2 separate regions of the Homo sapiens genome follow, and region 1 is linked to region 2. Evidence: chromatin contacts called from ENCODE Hi-C or POLR2A ChIA-PET data. All regions are on one chromosome and are shown on one strand. Each heading gives the region's core, a stretch centred on a gene start or an enhancer-like site at or near the end of the contact. The rest is flanking DNA. Distances are from core to core; before and after follow the strand shown. Region 1 overlaps COL2A1 (collagen type II alpha 1 chain). Region 2 overlaps VDR (vitamin D receptor).

Evidence for each region. A loop is a pair of places that touch in the nucleus more often than their neighbours do. ChIA-PET counts read pairs that join two places held with the same protein, here RNA polymerase II (POLR2A). Pooled maps may share reads with other maps.
Region 1: a map with no recorded cell type shows a loop between it and region 2 (5-fold over the local background). The contact joins two enhancer-like sites. A Hi-C loop is called at or near these places in 2 of 37 single-sample maps with no recorded cell type and 6 of 50 pooled maps. POLR2A ChIA-PET finds 5 or more read pairs at or near these places in 1 of 52 experiments (H1).

What each region holds. Positions count from the first base shown.
Region 1 is chr12:47,989,166-47,993,162 of GRCh38, reverse strand. It overlaps COL2A1 (collagen type II alpha 1 chain), which reads left to right. Exons shown (of 54, transcript NM_001844.5): 16 at 232-285; 17 at 3,358-3,402; 18 at 3,882-3,935. Among named protein-coding and RNA genes, the nearest start is that of COL2A1, 13 kb to the left of the region's middle. RefSeq lists an enhancer at 2,900-2,949. Within about 2 kb of position 2,747, at least 2 of the 41 ENCODE cell types and tissues checked have a DNase peak (open chromatin) inside an H3K27ac peak, as active enhancers do.
Region 2 is chr12:47,864,587-47,869,909 of GRCh38, reverse strand. VDR (vitamin D receptor) reads left to right here. Exons shown (of 10, transcript NM_000376.3): 4 at 4,733-4,863. Among named protein-coding and RNA genes, the nearest start is that of VDR, 38 kb to the left of the region's middle. RefSeq lists enhancers at 46-95, 862-931, 1,032-1,211, 917-1,417. Within about 2 kb of position 2,174, at least 2 of the 41 ENCODE cell types and tissues checked have a DNase peak (open chromatin) inside an H3K27ac peak, as active enhancers do.

The sequences.
Region 1 (3,997 bases), core at 1,498-3,997, 120 kb before region 2:
AATAGGTAGCAACAGGAACATTCGTGTGTTCCGCCTGTGGAGAAAACTGTTGGGTGTGATCTGAGGCATCCTGGCTAGTCAAGGAGCCAGCACCATCAGGAGGTCCTTGTTTTCCTGGGTGTGGGCATCCTCCCTCTCCTCTGGTATCCGCAAAGGGCCTGCAGGTAGAAATGGTCACCCTGAGCACCGTAAAGCCAACTCATGCTTAGGCTGTCCTGGTGTGTGTTCCAGGGTCCTCGTGGCCTGCCTGGTGAAAGAGGACGGACTGGCCCTGCTGGCGCTGCGGTGAGTAATTGACAAAGCCAAACACCACCATTTGCCGAGCACTTTAGAGTTTACAGGTTTGTTTCTCTTGACCCTCGAAACAACCCTGTGAGGCATAGGGAGTATTGTTATCCCTTAAGAATTCACCCCCAGTGTGCCCATCAAAACTTCCCAGGCTGAGTCTGCACAGTTGAAGGAGGAAGGATAGGAATGGGAGGGTCGATGGGTGAAAGCATGATTCTCTTAACCAGTCCAGATTATCAGGTAATCCCTTCAACAACCACCACCCACTCCCTGGGCAATCCAGCTGGAGTTTACAGACAGACTTAGCTGGCTATAGCACCACCGTGCTACTCTCTGTTCTTCCTGGTTGCTCAAATGCCCTAGAAAAGTGGAACAGGTGAGCATCAACTCACAGGGCTCTATGCTGGCTGCTGCTGTGAGGGATGTTATGCTATAGTACCAGGGGCCACCATTCCATAGGCACTTCCTGTGTTTAATACCCTATATGCTTTACTTCATCTCATCTTCCTCCATATCCTGAGAGGTGGTTCTATTCTTCTCCCCATTTTACGGATGAAAAAACCGAGACACAGAAAGGTGAAATAGCTTAAGATAAATAGTGCCTTGCAGCCTTAGACTCTGGTGGCCTCTAGTTAATGTGGGAAATTAAGGGTGAGGGGATTGGCAGCTGATGGAGGGTGCAGGGTGCCAGACAGAGGCGTTTAGCTCTGATTCCTTAGCAATAGAGAGTCCTTGTAGGCACTTGGTCAGGCGAGTGATGCGATGAAAGCTGTGTTTAAGAAAGATTATGCTTTCTGCTGATTTCATACCCCCAACACCCAAGCTCTGAGGCCCCTCCTCACAGGTCCTTGCAGGGCTGGCCAAAATAAAGCAGCTTCACTCCGTTGTGCTGCTTTCCAGCTAATGTGTCTGTTTGGCAGAAGTTTCCCTCAAAGGCAGATCAGTGAAATAAGCAGAAGCCTCGACCCCCCTTTGTCAGCCAGAGCTGCTGAAGTGCCTTGCCCCAGGGTCACTTTGTGTGAGGGGATTAGAGAGCACTGGGGCTGCCAAGAAACACTGCCGTTTCTACAGATTAGCAGGATGCTGGCTTGTGGCCTTTTAGCGAGGCTCAGAGCTGCGGTGGCCCTAGTCTGCATGGGCTAAAGACAAGCTCCATCTCCTGTCCTTGTTCCCTCCTTCCTGGGCACAGCCGCCCTGCTTCTTGGTTCTCTCTGTTGGTTCCTGTCCGCACGGTAGTTAGGCTGGCAGCGTGTGTAGGATTTGGCTTAGAAGATTGACAACATTGCCTTTGAGCCCTTCTTTGCTACTCCTCCCTCTCCCCTCCCATCAGACTCCTCTCTGGAGTCTGCTCTGCGAGGCCTCTGCTCTGTGGTATCCCAGCAGCCTTCTCAGCCTTGACTTCCAGAAGGGGGCTGTGCAGTGTCCGGGGTGTGCAGGCCCCAGACACGGGGTAGGCTCATGGAGATCCAAGTGCTGATCTAGTGTCAAGGCTGGCCTGGAGACTGGGCTGGGTTGGTGTCTGCCTGCTGTGGTCATGTGCCCTCCCTTGGGCCTGTATCCTCTCTCCAGACTTGCTGCAGGGAGAGGTGGCAGATGTCAGCCTAGTTCTGGCCTCTCAGAGCAGCATGGCAGCTCCCTTTCACTCAGGCCCAGGCTGGGCCCTCCTGCTGGCTGACCCCTGGGGAGAGGGTGCTCCAGAGCTCCCCAAGGAACTGCTTCCCGAAGCAGCCAGGCCAGCCCAGAGGGGCTGTGGCCAATCCTGAAGCTTTATGTTCCTGCTGACATTTTTTCTAAGTTTTCTCTTGCTTTCCTCTTAAATGCCAATCTGGAGAGTCTCCGTTAGGAGAAATGGACCCCAGCCAGGAAGAAGAGTTGAGTTGTATTTAAAACACGAGCTCCCCCTAAAGCATCCTTCTTTAGCTTCTAAGGAGAGGCAGAGACTGACAGGCAGGACTCAGCAGGAAAAGGTACCCCCCTGACCTGCTCAGTCAGGCCCTAGGCCCAGCTCCACCCAGCCTGTGGCCCCCAGAGTTTCGGTAAAGAGTTCCCTGGGCCTTAAGGAACCTTGAGAGAGCATTTGAGGGGTGCCACCACAAACTTGGCAGAAAAAACCCTCCCCCTCCAAGTCCAGTCCTAGAGAAGGAGCTGGCAACCTTGCCTTGCTTTGTAAGCAAAAGCCTCTTAGGGCTTGAGCTCAGATGTAGTGTTTGAGCTGTGGCTGGTGCCCTGCCCCATCAGGGAGCCAATGGTAGACATCCTATGGGCATCTTTGTTTTCCGTAAGAGCAGGCTGTCTGGGGATGGGCCAGAGGAAGAGGCAACCTGGAGTCAACCAAGAGGAGGCCTTAACCAAGCCTTAACCACAGAGGTTAACCAAGCCTTGAAAGCGCTTCCCCCTGAGCAGGCAGGAAGCACTGAGTCCACATGGTTGCCTCGCTGTTTCATTTCCTTACACTCAATTCTCTCAGTCTTTAAATGATCACTTGGCCTTGAAGTTACGGATATTTGGGGTCTGAACTGAAGTTGAAGAAAAGAGAAAATGATTTAAGCTTTGTTTAAGATTAGGGGCCAGGTGCGGTGGCTCACGCCTGTAATCCCAGCACCTTGGGAGCCTGAGGCGGGTGGATCACCTGAGGTCAGGAGTTCCAGACCAGCCTGGCCAACATAGCAAAACCCAGTCTCTACTAAAAATAACAATAAAAAAAATAGCCAGGTGTGGTGACACATGCCTGTAATCCCAGTTACTCAGGAGGCTGAGGCAGAATTGCTTGAACTTGAGAGGTGGAGGTTGTAGTGAGCCAAGACCGCACCACTGCACTCCAGCCTGGCGACAGAGCCAGACTCCGTCTCAAAAACAACAACAAAAAAAGATTAGAAGAAGCCCATTACTGCCTTCTGGCCACCCACTCGCACAGACACCAAAACTGCAGCCCACACCTCGCCATCCTCGTGCTCTGCCCTGGGACACCCCAGGCACAGTGTGTCCTTCGTTTTCTGTAAGGGTGGGCTGGGAGCAGGGACGGACAGGGCCTGTGGGCACCTCTCATGGTCACTTCCTTCTTGCTCACAGGGTGCCCGAGGCAACGATGGTCAGCCAGGCCCCGCAGGGCCTCCGGTAAGTTCATTTCATCCTCAGCAGGTCATTGTTGCTGTGCTTTAAGTCCCGTTAAGCAGCCCAAGGCAGTCTGCAGGGTGTATTGGGTGCAACCACAGCAGCACTCTGATGTCTACTGGAAAGGGGGAGGAAAGAGAAGAAGTTTGTAAATATCAATTGAGCATATCGATAACAAGCTTTGAAGCATGGGCTCATTTTCCTCAGCCATCCTTTCAGCAGTCTTTTTAGAGGAGGGAGGTCAAAGGAGTTTCTGCTTCTCACCACAGATGTAGTCAGAAACTTGCTTTGCCTTCTGAAGCCAGGCAAAGTTTCCTGGGGACGCTGGCAATGGGGACAATTTTCATCCAAGGCCTTTTAGCCACAATGGATATGGAGTGAAATCAGTACAGAGGAGGGAAGGAGTGTGAGGTGTCGGGGTGGCTCGCTTTGGAGGCCAGAACTGGCATTCACCTCTCTTCTCATCCGCCTACTCTCTCCAGGGTCCTGTCGGTCCTGCTGGTGGTCCTGGCTTCCCTGGTGCTCCTGGAGCCAAGGTACGTGCCCTGTTGTCCAGTCAGGAACTTCTGGGTGCCGAGAAGCTGTCCTTTCCCCGTAA
Region 2 (5,323 bases), core at 925-3,424:
TTTTTTATTTCTAGAGACAGGATCTCACTTTGTCACCCACACTGAAGTGCAGTGGCACAATCTTGGTTCACTGCAGCCTTGACCTCACCAGCTCAAGCGATCCTTCCACCTTAGCCTCCCAAGTAGCTGAGACCACAGGCGCATGCCACCATGCCTGGCTAATTTTTTTTAATCTTTTGTAGATACAGGGTTTCACCATGTTGGCCAGGTTGGTCTCAAACTCCTGAGCCTAAGCTATCTGCCCACCTCAGCCTCCCAAAGTGCTGGGCTTACAGGCGTGCTCACGCCACTGCACCCAGTCCCAGTACTTTCTCTTAATTCAGCTCTGCACTATTTTCTCTTCCTATTCCTTTTTTTTTTTTTTTTTTTTTTTTGAGATGGAGTCTCGCTCTGTCCCCCAGGCTGAAGTGTAGTGGCACGATCTCAGCTCACTGCAAGCTCCACCTCCCGGGTTCACGCCATTCTCCTGCCTCAGCCTCCCGAGTAGCTGGGACTACAGGCGCCCGCCAACACGCCCGGCTAATGTTTTGCATTTTTAGTAGAGATGGGGTTTCACCGTGTTAGCCACAATGGTCTCGATCTCCTGACCTCGCGATCCGCCTGTCTCGGCCTCCCAAAGTGCTGGGATTACAGGTGTGAGCCACCGCGCCCGGCCTTCTCTTCCTATTCCTAGCCTCATTCCTGTTGTCAGGCAAAGTGGGGCTGAGTGGCAATCTCCAACCCTCCTGCGTATAGACATCTGAGATGGAGCTTCATATTTAAAGTGACATGAGAAAAATGAGAGAAAGATGGCGAAGCAGTGGAATCTCTTTTCAGGCAACCCTGCAGCTGGGGGGGCTGCCCCCAAGTGAGGGTCAAAGGCAGGCTCCCTGGAGCCTGGGGAAGGACAGACGGGGCCTCTGATAGGCCCTGGGGCCTCAAGAAGCTCTCAGTCCCGGGCCCAGTCTGGTGAGAGGCTTTGGCTCACATCACTGTAGGTGGTGGCTGGGCTAGGCTGACGATGTGCTGTCTTCTTGGTGCCCATGGCCTTGCAGGCTTAACAGGAAGAGCTCTGAGCCAGACAAGACAGCCAGTGGGAGGACAGAGCAGCCCCTCAGTGACCAGAGCGAAATGCCCGGTTGTTGAAAAACAAAAAAAAAAAAAAGGAAATGAGAGTTTCTTCTGAAATAGAAACTTCTGGTCCTTGAGTAAGTTTAGAGAATTACGGGCATTCTGAGGCCTGAGCATTTGTGGTGACGGATGAAGCCTCAAGAACCACAAGGTTGGTGGGAGGGACACCAATCTCATGTCCTGGAACATACAGATGTCCCTGTGGGGATAATTGTATCTCGTTTCTGGGGAACCCTAACAGTTCCCAAGATGCTTCCATATTCTCTTGTCCCTCCAGAAAAGCAGCAGTAAACAAATAGAGGTGAACGGCAAAAGGCTTTTTGTTTCTACGAAGATGGAAAAAAGCCTGGCGTATAACTTCTTTCTTGTTAGCTACTGCAGGGTTAGGACTGGGCCTGAGGCGGGCTAGACTTGGAGCTAAGGAGCCCCTGATAGCCTGGTGCTGCTCCACCTCCTGACAACCCTGGCTCTGCAGTAGGCCCCTTGGGTGATGAGGGTTGTCACAGCAGGGTACCAGAGCCAAGGTCCAAAACCAACAGCAGCTGCTTCCTTGACTGTTGGGTCATTCTTGGCATTGAGCCACCTGGGGCTGTTTGGGGCATCAACTTCACTGAGCACTTTAAGTTTCTGGGGTTGAAAACAATCCAGGAAGCTAAAGGCTAAGCCTTAGATCCCTAAGACTTCCAGACCTAGGAGCCTGCACTTCTTGCTGAATATCCTCACCTGTAAGTTTCTTAACCTCAGTGGTCCCACGTATAAAGGGAGGGAGTTACACTGACGGTCTCTTGGGCCCTCTGTGGATCTAAGAGTCTGGGCCTGCCTGGGACTGCCAGTAGAGCCCTACTCTGGTCTCTTCTCTATCCCAGGGGCTGAGTCGGTGTGGTCCCCAGCTGTCCATTTGCTAGAGCAAGCTTGACAATTGATGAGTGCGATTCCCCTCAACCCCATGTATGTTCTAGTGAATGTGAACAGTGAGTCATGTTTTACCAAGAATCCTAACTAATGCCTGGCCCCTGAGCAGATGACGTCAGTAGCTCATCTCCAGGAAGGAAATGGTTGGGCCTGGGCTTTGGCTTGGAAGGCTTGGGCATCTTCACACTCAGCAGTTCCTTGGAAGATGCTGCTGCTCATGCAGACAGTGATTCTGCCACCATCTTTCCCCATCTAACTATGTCAGAAAAGTGGGGCCTACTCCTGCTGGGGCTGGGAGGAGGACAGGACTCTCAGGACATGGATGATGAAAAGCCTCTAGGGAGGTGCCTCAGGGAGGTGTCCTTTATGCAGCCTCCCAAAGTCCACGTGGTGTGGCTGGCAGTGGGAGAGAATGTTCGAATTAGGAAAATGAGCCCTTAAATGTGCACACTTGTGCACACACACACACACACACACAACTTACATAGGCTACAAGGGTGCCACTTTTCTTTTTCTTTTCTTTCTTTTTTTTTTGAGACAGAGTCTCATTCTGTTGCCTAGGCTAGAATGCAGTGGCACAATCTCGGCTCAGTGAAACGGCCGTCTCCCAAGTTCAAGTGATTCTCCTGCCTCAGCCTCCCGAGTAGCGGGGACTATAGGCATGTGCCACCGTGCCCGGCTAATTTTTGTATTTTTAGTAGAGATGGGGTTTCACTATGTTGGTCAGGCTGGTCTCAAACTCCTGACCTCATGATCCACCCACCTCGGCCTCTCAAAGTGCTGGGATTACAGGCCTGAGCCACCACACCCAGCCTCAAGGGTGCCACCTTTCTAGCTAAGAACACTTCAGTAGTTTTCTGGGTTTTTTTTGTTTTGTTTTGTTTTGTTTTTTGAGACAGGGTCTTGCTCTGTTGCCCAGGCTGGAGTGCAGTGGCATGATCTTGGCCTACTGCAACCTCTACCTCCTGGGTTCAAACGACTCTCCTGCCTCAGCTCCCAGCCCCCAAGTAGCTGGGACTACAGGCATGCACCATCATGGCCAACTAATTTTTGTATTTTTAGTAGAGACGGAGTTTTGGCATGTTGGCCAGGCTGGTCTCAAACTCCTTACCTCAGATGATCCGCCCACCTCAGCCTCTCAAAGTGCTAGGATTACAGGCCTGAGCCACTGTGCCCAGCTCTAGTTTTCTGTTCCTACAGAGCTCCTGCTTCCTCTTCCTTTCAAAAAACCCAAGGCCAGGCCTCAGGATTTCCACCTGCTTGTCTGGCCCCTTCTTTTTCTGGGCAGGTTCTGGGATGTCTAGAGCTATGGTTTGGGCCTTTTCTTCCTTCCATGTACACATCTATCCCTGGAACAGGAGCTATTCCAGTCACAGGTCTCTAGAATCTAGAAGACTTCATGCTGAGACTAGCATCCTTACTTCTCATAGCGGCTCATTAAATGTTATTATGCTGGCTACTCTGGAGATTTCAATATTTAAAAAGGTTTCTTCGGCCAGGCACAGTGGCTTACGCCTGTAATCCCAGCACTTTGGGAGGCCGAGGCAGGCGGATCATGAGGTCAGGAGATCGAGACCACAGTGAAACCCCGTCTCTACTGAAAATACAAAGAATTAGCCGGGTGCGGTGGTGGGCGCCTGTAGTCCCAGCTACTCGGGAGGCTGAGGCAGGAGAACGGCATGAACCCAGGAGGTGGAGCTTGCAGTGAGCTGAGATCGCAACACTGCACTCCAGCCTGGGCGACAGAGCGAGACTCCATCTCAAAAAAAAAAGGGTTTTTTCTAGGGAAATGCACTTTTGTTATTTCCTGTTTAATTTTTTAAAATGGGAAGGGGAACAGAGTACTGTAAAATAAGTATAAGAGTCGGGGCGTGGCTGTGCGCGATGGCTCACGCCTGTAATCCCAGCACTTTGGGAGGCCAAGGCAGGCGGATCATGAGGTCAGGAGATCGAGACCATCCTGGCTAACACGGTGAAACCCCATTTCTACTAAAAATACAAAAAAAAATTAGCCAGGAGTGGTGGCGGGCGCCTGTAGTCCCAGCTACTCTGGAGGCTGAGGCAGGAGAATGGTGTGAACCCGGGAGGTGGAGCTTGCAGTGAGCTGAGTGAGCCACTGCACTCCAGCCTGGGTGACAGAGCAAAACTCCGTCTCAAAAAAAAAAAAAAAAAAGAGTCGGAGTGCAGTGGCTCACACCTGTAATCCCAGCACTGTGGGAGGCCTAGGATAGAGGATTGCTTCAGCCCAGGAGTTCCAGACTAGCCTGGGCAACATAGTGAGACCCCATTTTTACAAAAAAATCAAAAAATTAGCCAGGCATGGTGGTATGCACCTGTAATCCCAGCTATACTGGAGGCTGAAGCAGGAGGATTACTTGAACCCAGGAGGTCCAGCCTGCAGTGAGCTGAGATCATGCCACTGCATTCCAGCCTGGGCTACAAAGCAACACCCTGTCCCCCCAAAAGAAACAAAAATTAAAAGAAAAAAGGTAAGTACAAGCCATGATTGGAGCTGGGCAGGCAATGAAAGGAGAAGTAGGAATCGTTTGGTGCCCAGCCTAGAGGTGAGAGTGACTGGCAGCTGGGGTGGGCCTCATGTCTTCTGTTGGAGAAATGGAGACCAGGGGGCCCAGAAGACAGGTCTCCGTGATGACAGGGTGAGGAGCCGGAAGTTCAGTGACCCAGGGCAGGGTGTGTGCTCTCTCGGCAGGCGAAGCATGAAGCGGAAGGCACTATTCACCTGCCCCTTCAACGGGGACTGCCGCATCACCAAGGACAACCGACGCCACTGCCAGGCCTGCCGGCTCAAACGCTGTGTGGACATCGGCATGATGAAGGAGTGTGAGTGTCCAGGGGCTGGGCAGGGTTTGGGCCTGAAGTGGAGTCAGGGAAAGGCCTTGGCCACTCTCCTGCAAGTTTGGGCAGAGGGTCTGCCTGCCCTTCCTCTGTAGCTGCCAGCATCTGGGGCCAGGGCCTCAGTGGGACCAGCAGCTGGTGACAGGGCAGCTGGAAGTCCAGGGTCAGATGCACTCAGCGGCCCTGTGCACCTCTTGAGGATCTGTGTGTTGGTGTCAGAGGCCCTGGAAGGGTCCCTCCAGAGTGGGGCCTGAGAGGAAGGAGAGGCCGGACACTGCCTTCAAGAGTCCCTTCTACTCCTGGGTCAGGGTCTTCCTCCAGGATGTCATTCTTTTTTCACAGCTCCCTGTTACTCGGACCTAGAGGGAAGAATGAGGTTCAAGGACCCCCAGGTTCTATGGGCTTGGGAAGAGAGGGCTGATGTGGGTTAGGAAGGGCAGGAGTG